Linked DNA regions of Homo sapiens: region 1 is linked to region 2. Evidence: chromatin contacts called from ENCODE Hi-C or POLR2A ChIA-PET data. All regions are on one chromosome and are shown on one strand. Each heading gives the region's core, a stretch centred on a gene start or an enhancer-like site at or near the end of the contact. The rest is flanking DNA. Distances are from core to core; before and after follow the strand shown. Region 1 holds the start of HAR1B (highly accelerated region 1B). Region 2 holds the start of RPS21 (ribosomal protein S21).

Region 1 (5,464 bases), core at 1-2,500, 720 kb before region 2:
TCAGAGCTGAGACTCTGGAGGGAACGGAGGGGCAGGGACATCCCAGCCTCATCCACAAAGGCCCCCTGCACGACGATCCTCCCTCCCGCTCTGCTCCTCTGCTCCCCGCTCCTTCCTCCTTCCTCCCCGCTCCCTCCTCCCCACTCCTCCTTCCTCCCCGCTCCCTCCTCCCCACTCCTTCCTCCCCGCTCCCTCCTCCCCGCTCCCTCCTCCCCACTCCTCCTTCCTCCCCGCTCCCTCCTCCCCACTCCTTCCTCCCCGCTCCCTCCTCCCCACTTCCTCCTCCCCAATGCTAGAAACAGGCCCCTCCGCACCTTGCCCTGGCTGCAGAACGCAGCTTAATTACATGGTCTGCGGGTTGGGGCCCTGAGCGAGGCTGGGGCTGGTTCTTGGCCAAGACGCCTCCCCAGCCGGCTCAGCCTCCATCAGAAGCGGCAGCTCTGATTGGCCACCGTGCACCGCGTGGAGCGCCGTTCCTCGCAGCGAGTTCATGAGGCATTTCACTGGGGGCCCGGGCACCCGCCTTGACATCAATTACGCCAAAATTAAGTGGCAGCGTCCACTGCGTGGGGCCCGAGCTGTGGGGCCTCTTCCGTCTCCCGGAGCCCAACCGCGGGCCCCTGCGCCCCGGCAGGCAGGATCTCACCGCAGGGGCGGCGGTGGGGAGGGGAGGTCAGGCCCGCTTCCCCGGAGCGGCCCGCAGCTCCCGGCCCAGGTTCCCAGGCTGCAGCGTGAGGGGCGCGCAGCGGGGCCGGGTGGGCTGGGGCCGGCGCGGAAAGCCCTCGCCCTGAAAGCCCAGGCCGGCCCCAGCCCACGGCGCTCGCGCCCACCGTGCCGCGCGGGCCACCGCCCACCCGGGGGCTGGTTAGAAACGCGGACTCTGCCCCTTCGCGCCGCCTCCGGGGCTCACGGGCGCCCGAGTCGGAAGCCCCGCCCTGGGGAGGCCGGTCTCCTCGCGAGGGCCTGGGCCGCTCTGGGCGCTCGGCCCGCGTGTCGGGGGCTCCCCGGGGCGCCCTGGGCTCCTGCTGCTGTTTCTTCCTGGCCGGCCTTGAGGTGCGGAGCCCCCGGGCTCTGCTGAGGGCCTCCCGGCCCCGTGGCCTCGGTGACCTCGGTTCAGGCGTCCGTGACCGTCTCGCCTGGTGGCTCCGCGCCGCTGACCTCGGCACGCCGCGGGCCTTCCTCCTCTTGCGGACCGGAGGGAGAGCCGGGCGCAGAGACCGAGGCACAGTCGCGCGGCGCGGCGTTCCGCGTGACCCTGCGGTTAAAACCCGCGCGCTGCAGCATCGCGGAAAACGGGATTCGCCTCATTTGAAACTTGAGGAAAATCTCTAAACACTTTCATTTTGATAGAAACCATTTCCGCCGCTGACGTGCGTCTACGCCCATCATTTCAGCTGACACGTTGCTGTAACGTCTCCTCCGTTTCATGCTCTTTCGAACCCTGTCAGCTGCGGGTAAGACTGTAGAAAAGAGAGGGGAGAACAGGGCCCAGCCGGTGGCGCCGGCGTCTTAGCAGCCGATTGCGCAGCTCCCGGGCGCGGCGGAGAGTCCGGGCTCGTGGGGAGCGCCGGCTCCAGAGCCCGCGGAGCAGCAGCCCAGACTCCCAAGACGGAGGGCACCGGGCGGGCGCACACACTAACCCACGCAGGGGACACTCAGGCTCTAACTCACGTGCACACACGCTCACATGTACACACGCACACACGCACCCGGACGTACACACACAGCTGTCGCCTACCACACACATTCATACTCCATTCACACTGCAGGATGTGCAAATGTGTGTGACAGAGAGAGGAGGGAGAGAGAGGGGGAGAGAGAGGGAGAGAGAGGGAGAGAGAGGGAGGGGGAGAGAGGGAGAGGGAGAGGGGGAGAGGGAGGGAGAGGGAGGGGGGAGAGAGGGAGAGGGAGAGAGAGAGGGAGAGGGAGAGAGAGGGAGAGAGAGGGAGAGAGAGGGAGAGAGGGAGAGAGAGAGGGAGAGAGAGAGAGGGAGAGAGAGAGAGAGAGAGAGAATGTGCCTCTCAGGAATGGTCAAATATCCTCCTGACACACCTGGTTGGCCCAATGCAGGGACAGAGAGGGGGATGACCTGATGGCTTTGCCTTCCACCCACCCAGCGCCTGCCCATCAGTACAGCAGGGCTGCCCTGCCCGCCTGCGACCCACCTTTCCCGACAGCCTGTGTGCTTTCTCCCCGAGTCTCCAGGACAGCCCACTAGTGGCATGGCGGTTCCCTGGGTGGGAGGAGCGGAACCCTTCAGGCCCCCTCAACACTCCCCCAAAACCTCCCTGGGGGCCCCCACTGGCTTCAGCGCCCTGCAAAAGGCTGACTAGGATCCATGTGCACACTCCGTGTGCCACTGCTGCCAGGGCCCCCAGCCCCAGGCTGCCTCCCTCCCTCTCTGTCAGGAGCTGGGTTGGCCTGGGAGGGTTGTGGTGCCGCTGACTGCTCCCGGGCAGGGGCCATCTCATCTCTGTTCTCACCGTGCAGGCAGCAGCAGGAAGGGAGGCAAAAGGAGGGAGTGGGGAGAAGGAGGGGGCGCTGACCACATGAAGAGACGCTTCTTCCCTGGTGCTCCATCTCCCTCCCCGTCCCCCAGTGGACACCCTGGACCAAGCTGAGCCCACAAGGGTGCCCACCCTGCATGCTTGTCCCCATCAGCTCCGTGTGGCCCCCTCAGGCAGTTTCCACAGTGAGCTCAGGTGCAGCAGGGGTCCCGAGCACAGAAATGACCAGGAGACCCTGGCCCTGCCCCTGGGGCCCTAGAAACAGCTCCTGCTCTTGAATTCCCCACCCCTGTGTGCTCAATTTCTCTGGGCCTCTGGGTGCTTTTGAGGTTCCTGGCATTTACCAAGGAGAAAGATGCAGGAGGGGAGGCTGCAGGGCTGTGGGGATGGTGAAGTCCAACCCAGCCACCCCCAGCAGGATGGTGTGTGGGGCCGGACACCTACCAAGATCTCTTCCCAGCTTTTCTGTGGGAAGGAGCCGGCCAGGGCCAGAACCCTGGCTGAGACATGAAGCTAAAAGTGCCTGAGGACTTGGTCCCAGGTCTCTGTCCTCCTCCCCAAATGCCTCCGGAGCCTTCATCTCTTCAGGCACCTCACTCACTTCCACCCAACCCCGCCTGCCCTGGGCGGACCCTCCCCCAGCTCTGCCCTCCCCCACACCCCAAACCCACCCTCCCCATTCTGTTAAAACAAAGCCCCTCTTAGCAGGGTATGTCACGTGGCGCTGCCGAATTATTCCATTAATTTATTATTCATGATGAAAAATTATTCTAATAACATTTCCATACTATTAATATTCCAAAGACGAGCCGTTGAGAGCCCCTTCCTGCGGCCTCCTCTTGGCGAGAGCCAACTCTATTTTTAACAAAGTGTATTGAAATTTAAATCTAATCACCCACAATATGCTACGTTTCACAAATACGCTCTCAAAGAGTCTGTGAGAGGAGCCAGGCCCGGTGGTCCCGGAGGAGGCAGGCGGGTGGGCCCCTGCCGTGGGCGTTGGAGGTGCCATTCTCGGCTGCCCCCAGCCCTGCAGATGGAATCTCTGTGCCACAGCCCCTTTCCTCACTGGGGGAGCCGGGCCAGGCGACCCCTCCTTGCTGCTTCTCTCCCTCCCTCCTTCCTTTTTTTCCTTGTCCCACCCCTCAGTCCATCCAGAGACTCTCAGAGTTTGGCTCTAGGCAGGGGGTATACGGGGGTCTCTAACGGGAGCTGACGTCTGAGGTCAGGCGTCCTCAGGAGAGGGTGGAGCCGCTCCCTGGCTGAGACAACCTTTTCTGACCACTCCCTCCTCCCTTTGGCTGCCTTCTCTATGTGGAGGGGTCTTTGGCCCCACCCCCAATGCACACTGCAGCCCAAGGTGGGCTGGAGTCCAGCTGCCCAGGGAGGGTCCTCATGGGCACCTTGGGGGACATCTTGTCTTGTTCCCTCTTCCGAGGTCGTGCCACATGCCTGCTGCACACAGACACCTCCGTCCATTGCTCAGTCATACGTGTACACACAGGCAGCCTCAATCATCCATCCGGCAGGGGGGGACCTCCTTCTGTCTGGGCTGGACATGGAAGAATGTCTGTGGGAACGGGAGGGTATGAACGTCACAGGAGACAAACAAGGTCTGCAGAAAATACTGAGGGAGCTGCCTTGATAGGAGGTGAAGGGGCAGGGGGAGGTGAAGGGCCAGATGTCTCCCAGGAGGGAAGGGAGGAAGAAGGACCAGGTGCCTTCCTGAGGGGAAAGACCAGGCACCTCCTTGGGATGGGAGACTTCTACAAGAGAAGAGAAGCAGCTCTTCCAGGTGGGTCTGAGGGAGGAAGGGATGGGGGTGAGAACTTGGGTTGGGGAGGACACTCTTGTCTCCATTAAACTGGAAGTAGGATGTGAGATATAGGGGCCAGTGAGCAGGAGGCCATGGAGGAGAGCAGAGCGGCTCATGGAGAGCCTGTCATCCATTCATCCATCCATTAATTCATTCACCCATTCATTCATTCATCTATCCTTCCATGCATCTGTCATCCATCCATCATCCATGATCCATCCATGCATTCACCCATCTATCCATCCACCCACTCATTCATTCATCTATTAATCCATTCACCCATTCTTTCATTCATCTATCCTTCCATGCATCTGTCATCCATCCATCATCCATGTTCCATCCATGCATTCACCCATCTATCCATCCACCCACTCATTCATTCATCTATTAATCCATTCACCCATTCTTTCATTCATCTATCCTTCCATGCATCTGTCATCCATCCATCATCCATGATCCATCCATGCATTCACCCATCTATCCATCCATCCACTCATTCATTCATCTATTAATCTATTCATCCATCATCCATTCATTTATCCATCCATCATCCATCCATCAATTCATCTATCTACTCAATTCATCCATTAATCTATTCATTCATTCATCCATCATGCATTCCTCCATCTACCCATCATCCATCCACCATCCATCATCCATCCATCTGTCCATTGCTCACTGCACCGGCTACCTGGCTTTCAGTAGGATGGGACCTTGAGGGTTCCAGTGTGTGTTGGGGTTTGGGGTAGATCTGCATTCCTAAGTAAGAGCCGGAAGAAGGGGCTGAGTGGAAGCCACATGAATTTGATCAGGGAGAAAAGGAAAGCAGGGAGGGGCTGACCTTAGACATGCTCAGAGCTGCTGTTTTGTGGGGGCAGCCAGACGTCCCCCTCTGTTAGGGAATGCACAGCCTCAGTCAGGGCACGGTCGCTCATGCCTGTAATCCCAGCACTCTGGGAGGCCAAGGCAGGTGGATCATGAAGTCAGGAGTTCGAGACCAGCCTGGCCAACATGGGGAAACCCTGTCTCTACTAAAAATACAAAAAATTAGCCGGGCATGGTGATGTGCGCCTGTAATCCCAGCTACTCAGGAGGCTGAGGCAGGAGAATCGCTGGAACCCAGGAGGCGGAGGTTGTAGTG
Region 2 (5,345 bases), core at 1-2,500:
CCATCGGCCTTGGCCAATCGGAGAATGGAATCATCTGACTCACCCTTAAGAAAAAAAAAAAAGCACACTAAGAATATTTCCACTCCGGCTGCCTGAGATGGCAGAAGGTCAGCTGTGCCACCAGCCCACGTCTCTCCCCCGCTGAGCGAATGGAGACAGGCGCAGAAGGGGAGCCACCTCTCCCGGGGCAGCCTGCAGCCTGACTATGGTGGAGCGGGGTCGGGGGGGCACCTCCTAGTGAGAGGCAGAGTCTGCTGCCTGAGTGTCTTCTCAGAGCACCCCTCTTCCACCCTCAAGAAGCGGCAGGCGGCCAGCCCAGTCCAGCTGGCTCAAACTACTCTGCCAGCAGATCTACTCAGGCACCATCACACACTCCAATGCGCACGGTAAAGTCCACGATGTCCCGAAGTGATGAGCAAAGCCCAGGGAAACACTCACCATCCTACGAATGGCCCCGCAGATAGCATAAGTTTTAAACTGGCCATTAAACCTGCCTGTGACCTTGTCAACCTAGAAAGAGAAGAAGGGTCACAAACCACTCCCCCAGGTTTGGGAAACACCAATCCTCAAAGCCAGCCTCTGCCTGTACCTTCACCCCAGGGGCTCCTCCACAATGGGACAGCCTGCCTTTCCCGCACATATATCACAACCTTCCCGCCTCCCGGGCTCCCAGCTCACCTCGGCCACGTTCATCTGGATGGATGCGTGGTCCTTGGCACCGATGATGCGATTGCTAGCGGAGCTGTGGAGAAAGGGCGCAGTGAGCAGAGGGGACTTGGGCGGTAAGAATGAAAGAGGGGACGAGGGAGGTTGGGGGTATATGAATGGAAAAGAGTAACGTCGGGGGCAGGACAAGTTAGGGACGTGACGAGGTAAGGACGGGAGGGGTGTGGGGGAACAAGGGCAGGCGAGGGGACGTGGTGGTTAGGTAAGGACGGAAGAGAGGCATGTGGGGGGCGCTTACCATTTCCGCGGCACGTACAGGTCCACGAACTCGCCGGCGTCGTTCTGCATTTCGAGGCTGGGCTGCGCCTGGGGAGTCACCGCGCGGCGCCGTGAGTACGGCCGGAACCGTGCCCCGGCTCCCGGCGCAAACCGGCCCCTAGGGTCACGGCCCCAGCCGCACCCAGCACCCCGCACCCCGTCCCCCGCGTCCAAGCCCCCACTCCCGCCCCAGCCCCAGCCCTGAGCCCGAAGCCCGCGCCGCGCGCCACACCTGCTGCCACCACACCGCGCGCGAGAGAGAAAGGAAGCAGCTAGTCACCCGGCAGAGATATCGGCGGGCAAGGAGGGGCCTCGGCGAGCGCTTCCGGGTCACGCCACCACAGCGAGTCTGCGCGGTGCGTGCTTGCCGGCCGTCGCCGTGACGCACTTCCGCTTCCGGCAAGGAGGTTCTCGGACCCCAGCCTGCTGGCCCTGGGGCGCGGGGCGTCGTGGGGGTCGTTGTCGTTGAGGGTCGTTGCCGTGTGTGGCGTCTTAGCCTGGCCCCTGGGTTGTGCCCCACGGACGCAGTCGACCCCTCTGAGCGCCTCGGGAGCCCCGAATAGCAGCTGGGAGAAGGGGCGAGGACTGAGCCTCGCTGCCCGCTGCCGGCCGGGCTAGAGATACGGGCGTGCCCCCCATTGTGCGCCTCCCGCCCTCCGGTCCCCTCACCCTGCGGCCACCTGGGGCGTGGGGCGGTGCTCCTGCCCGTGCACGTAGCCGCTGCGAGCGGAGGCCTGCTCACCTGGTGCCTGCTACTCACTCCCCCGGGCCGGTGGGCGAAGGACACCCGCAGGAACTCGGCAGAGGAGAAATTCAGACGGCTCCCGAGGGTAGGAAAAGACCCCGGCCCACCGTGGAATCTGAAACACCCGACCACTCTGCCATCCCATGTTTCACCAGTCAGACCCCCAGGGCAGGGCAGGGGAAGCAGAATGCAAACTGGGGCACCGTTTCCCTGAAGCGTGTTGGCCGCGTTTGTCGTAGTGCTAGAGGTGCATACCCTTGGACCCCGAAAACCCATTCCTGGGAATTTGCTCCAAGGAAGTAAAGATGTTACAAAGATGGACCCACGAAGTATGGTCGTTGGTTATGGGTGGGGTCTTGAGGAAGGCCTTGTTAGTAGCCTGAACCCTGTTGCCAGGAGAAGCTCCAAACCGGTAGACGGAGGGAGCAGCGCGGCCTATGTTGGGGTCTTCTCTGGGCGGGGGACATGATCCTAGGATGTAGAACTAGCCTCAGAAAACTTAAGACTCAGTGGCCAGGTGCGGTGGCTCAGGCCTGTAATCCCAGCGCTTTGGGCGGAGGTGGGTGGATCACCTGAGGTCAGGAGTTCGAGACCCGTCTGGCCAACATGGTGAAACCCCATCTCTACTAAAAATACAAAAAATTAGCTGGGCGTGGTGGCAGGCGCCTGTAGTCCCAGCTACTCGGAAGGCTGAGGCAGGAGAATGGCGTGAACCCGGGAGGCGGAGCTTGTAGTGAGCTGAGATCCCGCCACTGCACTCCAGCCTGGGCGACAGAGCAAGACTGCGTCTCAAAAAAAAAAAGTTTTTTTATGTTTAATTTTTTGGGTACATAGTGGGTGTGTACATTTATGGGGCACATGAGATATTTTCATACCGGCATGCAGTGCGTAGTAATCACATGGGGTATATGGAGCATCCATCACCTCAAGCATTTATCCTTTGCGTTACAAATAATCCAATACTATACTCTTTTAGTCATTTTAAAATGTGCAATTAAATCATTATTGACTGTAGACACCCTGTTGTGCTATCAAACACTAGGTCTTATTCTTTCTGTCTTTTTATACCCATTAACCATCCCCATTTGCCCCCCTCCTCCCACTGTTCTACCCTTCCCAGCCTCTGGTAACCATCTTTCTACTGTCTGTCTCCACAAATTCAATTGTTTTAATTTTTAGCTCCCACAAATAATAGTGCTGTGATAAACATCGTAGCACATGTATCTCTTCCTTTCTTTCTTTTTTTTTTGAGACAAAGTCTCGCTCTGTCACCCAGGCTGGAGTGCAGTGGTGCGATCTCGGCTCACTGCAACTTCTGCCCCCAGAGTTCAAGTGATTCTCCTGCCTCAGCCTCCTCAGTAGCTGGGACTACAGGCATGAGCCACCACACCCGGCCAGGTATCTCTTTCATATACTGATTTCCTTTCTTTTGGGTATATGCCCAGCAGTGGGATTGCTTTATTTATGGCAGCTCTATTCTTAGTTTTTGTTTGTTTGTTTGTTTGTTTGTTTGTTTGTTTGAGACGGAGTCTTGCTCTGTCTCCCAGGCTGGAGTGCAGTGGTGCGGTCTTGGCTCACTGCAACCTCCACCTCCCAGGTTCAAGCGATTCTCCTGCCTCAGCCTCCAGAGTAGCTGGGATTACAGGGGTCTGCTACCACGCCTGGCTAATTTTTGTATTTTTAGTAGAGATGGGGTTTCACCATGTTGGCCAGGCTGGTCTTTAACTCCTGACCTCGTGATCTGCCCGCCTTGGCCTCCCAAAGTGCTGGGATTACAGGCGTGAGCCACTACACCTGGCCTACCAAACATTTTTTAAAGAACTAATACCAATCCTACTGAAACTATTCCAAAAAATAGAGGAGGAGGGAATGCTTCCAATCATTTTATGAGGCCGGTATTATCCTGATACCCAAATCAGACAAAGACACATCAAAAAAAGCAGATTAGAGGCCAGGAGTGATGGCTCATGCCTGTAACCCTAGCACTGTGGGAGGCTGAGGCAGGCAATTGCTTGACCTCAGGAGTCTGAGGCCAGCCAGCCTGGGCAACATGGTGAAACCCCTCTACAAAAAAATTTAAAAATTGGCCGGATGTAGTGGTGTGTGTCTGTAGTCTCAGATGCTCAGGAGGCCGAGGTGGGAGGATCAGTTGAGCCAGGAGGTGGAGGCTACAATGAGCCATGATCATGCCACAGAACTCCAGCCTGGGTGACAGGAGACCCAGAAAAAAAAAGAGAGAGAAAGGAAGGAAAGAAAGAAAGCCACAGACTGGCAGAAAATATTTTCAAAACCTGTATCTGATAAAAGACCTGTATCCAGGCTGGGTGCAGTGGCTCACTCCTGTAATCCCAGCACTTTGGGAAGCCAAGGCGGGTGGGTCACCTGAGGTCAGGAGTTGGAGACCAACCTGGCCAACATGGCAAAACCCTGTCTGTACTAAAAATACAAAAATTAGCTGGGCCTGATGGTGCACGCCTGTAATCCCAGCTACTGGAGAGGCTGAGGCAGGAGAATCACTTGAACCCGTTGGGCAGAGGTTGCAGTGAGCCGAGATCTCGCCACTGCACTCTAGCCCGGGCGACAGAGCGAGACTCCGTCTCAAAAAAAAAAAAAAAAAGGAAAGAAAACATATGTCCATTCGGAGACTGGTACTGAAATGTTCATCGAGGCTTTATGTGTCATAGCCAAAAATGGAAACAATCCACACATACACCAACAGGCAGATGGATAAATAATGGTACGTCCCCCTCGAAAGACAGCATACTGTGTGATTTTATTTGTATAAACTCTAGAAAATGCAAACCAATCAAAACTGACAGGAATCATGTTGGTGGTTGCCTGGGGTGGGGTGGTGAGCAAGTGGGATTACAGACGCACACAGGAAACGCAGGGAGTGATGGGAGGTATATGCTGTCTTGATGATGGGATTACAGACACACACAGGAAACGCGGGGAGTGATGGGAGGTATATGCTGTCTTGATGATGGCAATGGTTTCACAGTTGCATATAAAAGTCAAAACATTGGCCAGGTGCGGTGGCTCATGCCTGTAATCCCAGCACTTTGGGAGGCCAAGGCAGGTGGATCACAAGGTCAGGAGATCGAGATCATCCTGGCTAACATGGTGAAACCCCGTCTCTACTAAAAATACAAAAAATTAGCCGGGCATGGTGGCGGGCTCCTGTAGTCCCAGCTACTCAGGAGGCTGAGGCAGGAGAATGGCGTGAACCTGGGAGGCGGAGGTTTGCAGTGAGCTCAGATCACGCCACTGCACTCCAGCCTGGGCGACAGAGCAAGACTCTGTCTTAAAAAAAAAAGTCAAAACGTCAAATTGTATCCTTTAAAAAGTGGATTTTATTTTGCATCAATTATAGCTCAAAAATTTTACAGAGACTATAGGTGCTATTTGGCAAGACTCTAGGACGCACTCACTCACACAAAGCTTGAAGTCCGCTCTCTGGGCGCCGGGTCTCCAAGGCTGAGTTCTTCAAGGGAAACCTCTGCAACCTAAATCTCCTGAGCCCACGAAATCTGGATGAGCACTTCTTTAAGAAAACCTTCTGTACAAAATCGCAGACCCCCAAAACAGAGAGGGGAGTGTCCTCCCGAGGGAAGCC

Evidence for each region. A loop is a pair of places that touch in the nucleus more often than their neighbours do. ChIA-PET counts read pairs that join two places held with the same protein, here RNA polymerase II (POLR2A). Pooled maps may share reads with other maps.
Region 1: a loop to region 2 is called in a map of naive thymus-derived CD4-positive, alpha-beta T cell, with 27 times the contacts of the local background. The contact joins the promoter of HAR1B here to the promoter of RPS21 in region 2. A Hi-C loop is called at or near these places in 1 of 168 maps with a recorded cell type or tissue (naive thymus-derived CD4-positive, alpha-beta T cell) and 4 of 50 pooled maps. POLR2A ChIA-PET finds 5 or more read pairs at or near these places in 1 of 52 experiments (WTC11).

The regions. Positions count from the first base shown.
Region 1 is chr20:63,098,105-63,103,568 of GRCh38, reverse strand. HAR1B (highly accelerated region 1B) reads left to right here and starts at 1,250. Exons shown (of 3, transcript NR_152601.1): 1 at 1,250-1,454. HAR1A (highly accelerated region 1A) reads right to left here and starts at 2,277. Exons shown (of 2, transcript NR_003244.2): 1 at 315-2,277; 2 at 1-14. RefSeq lists a silencer at 812-1,201.
Region 2 is chr20:62,383,008-62,388,352 of GRCh38, reverse strand. It overlaps RPS21 (ribosomal protein S21), which reads right to left and starts at 1,250. Exons shown (of 6, transcript NM_001024.4): 1 at 1,217-1,250; 2 at 965-1,032; 3 at 679-742; 4 at 439-510; 5 at 1-44. The coding sequence starts at 1,014. It overlaps RPS21-DT (RPS21 divergent transcript), which reads left to right and starts at 1,364. Exons shown (of 1, transcript NR_186459.1): 1 at 1,364-2,050. RefSeq lists enhancers at 401-1,092, 1,093-1,784, 2,063-2,112, 5,157-5,336 and silencers at 973-1,162, 1,593-1,712.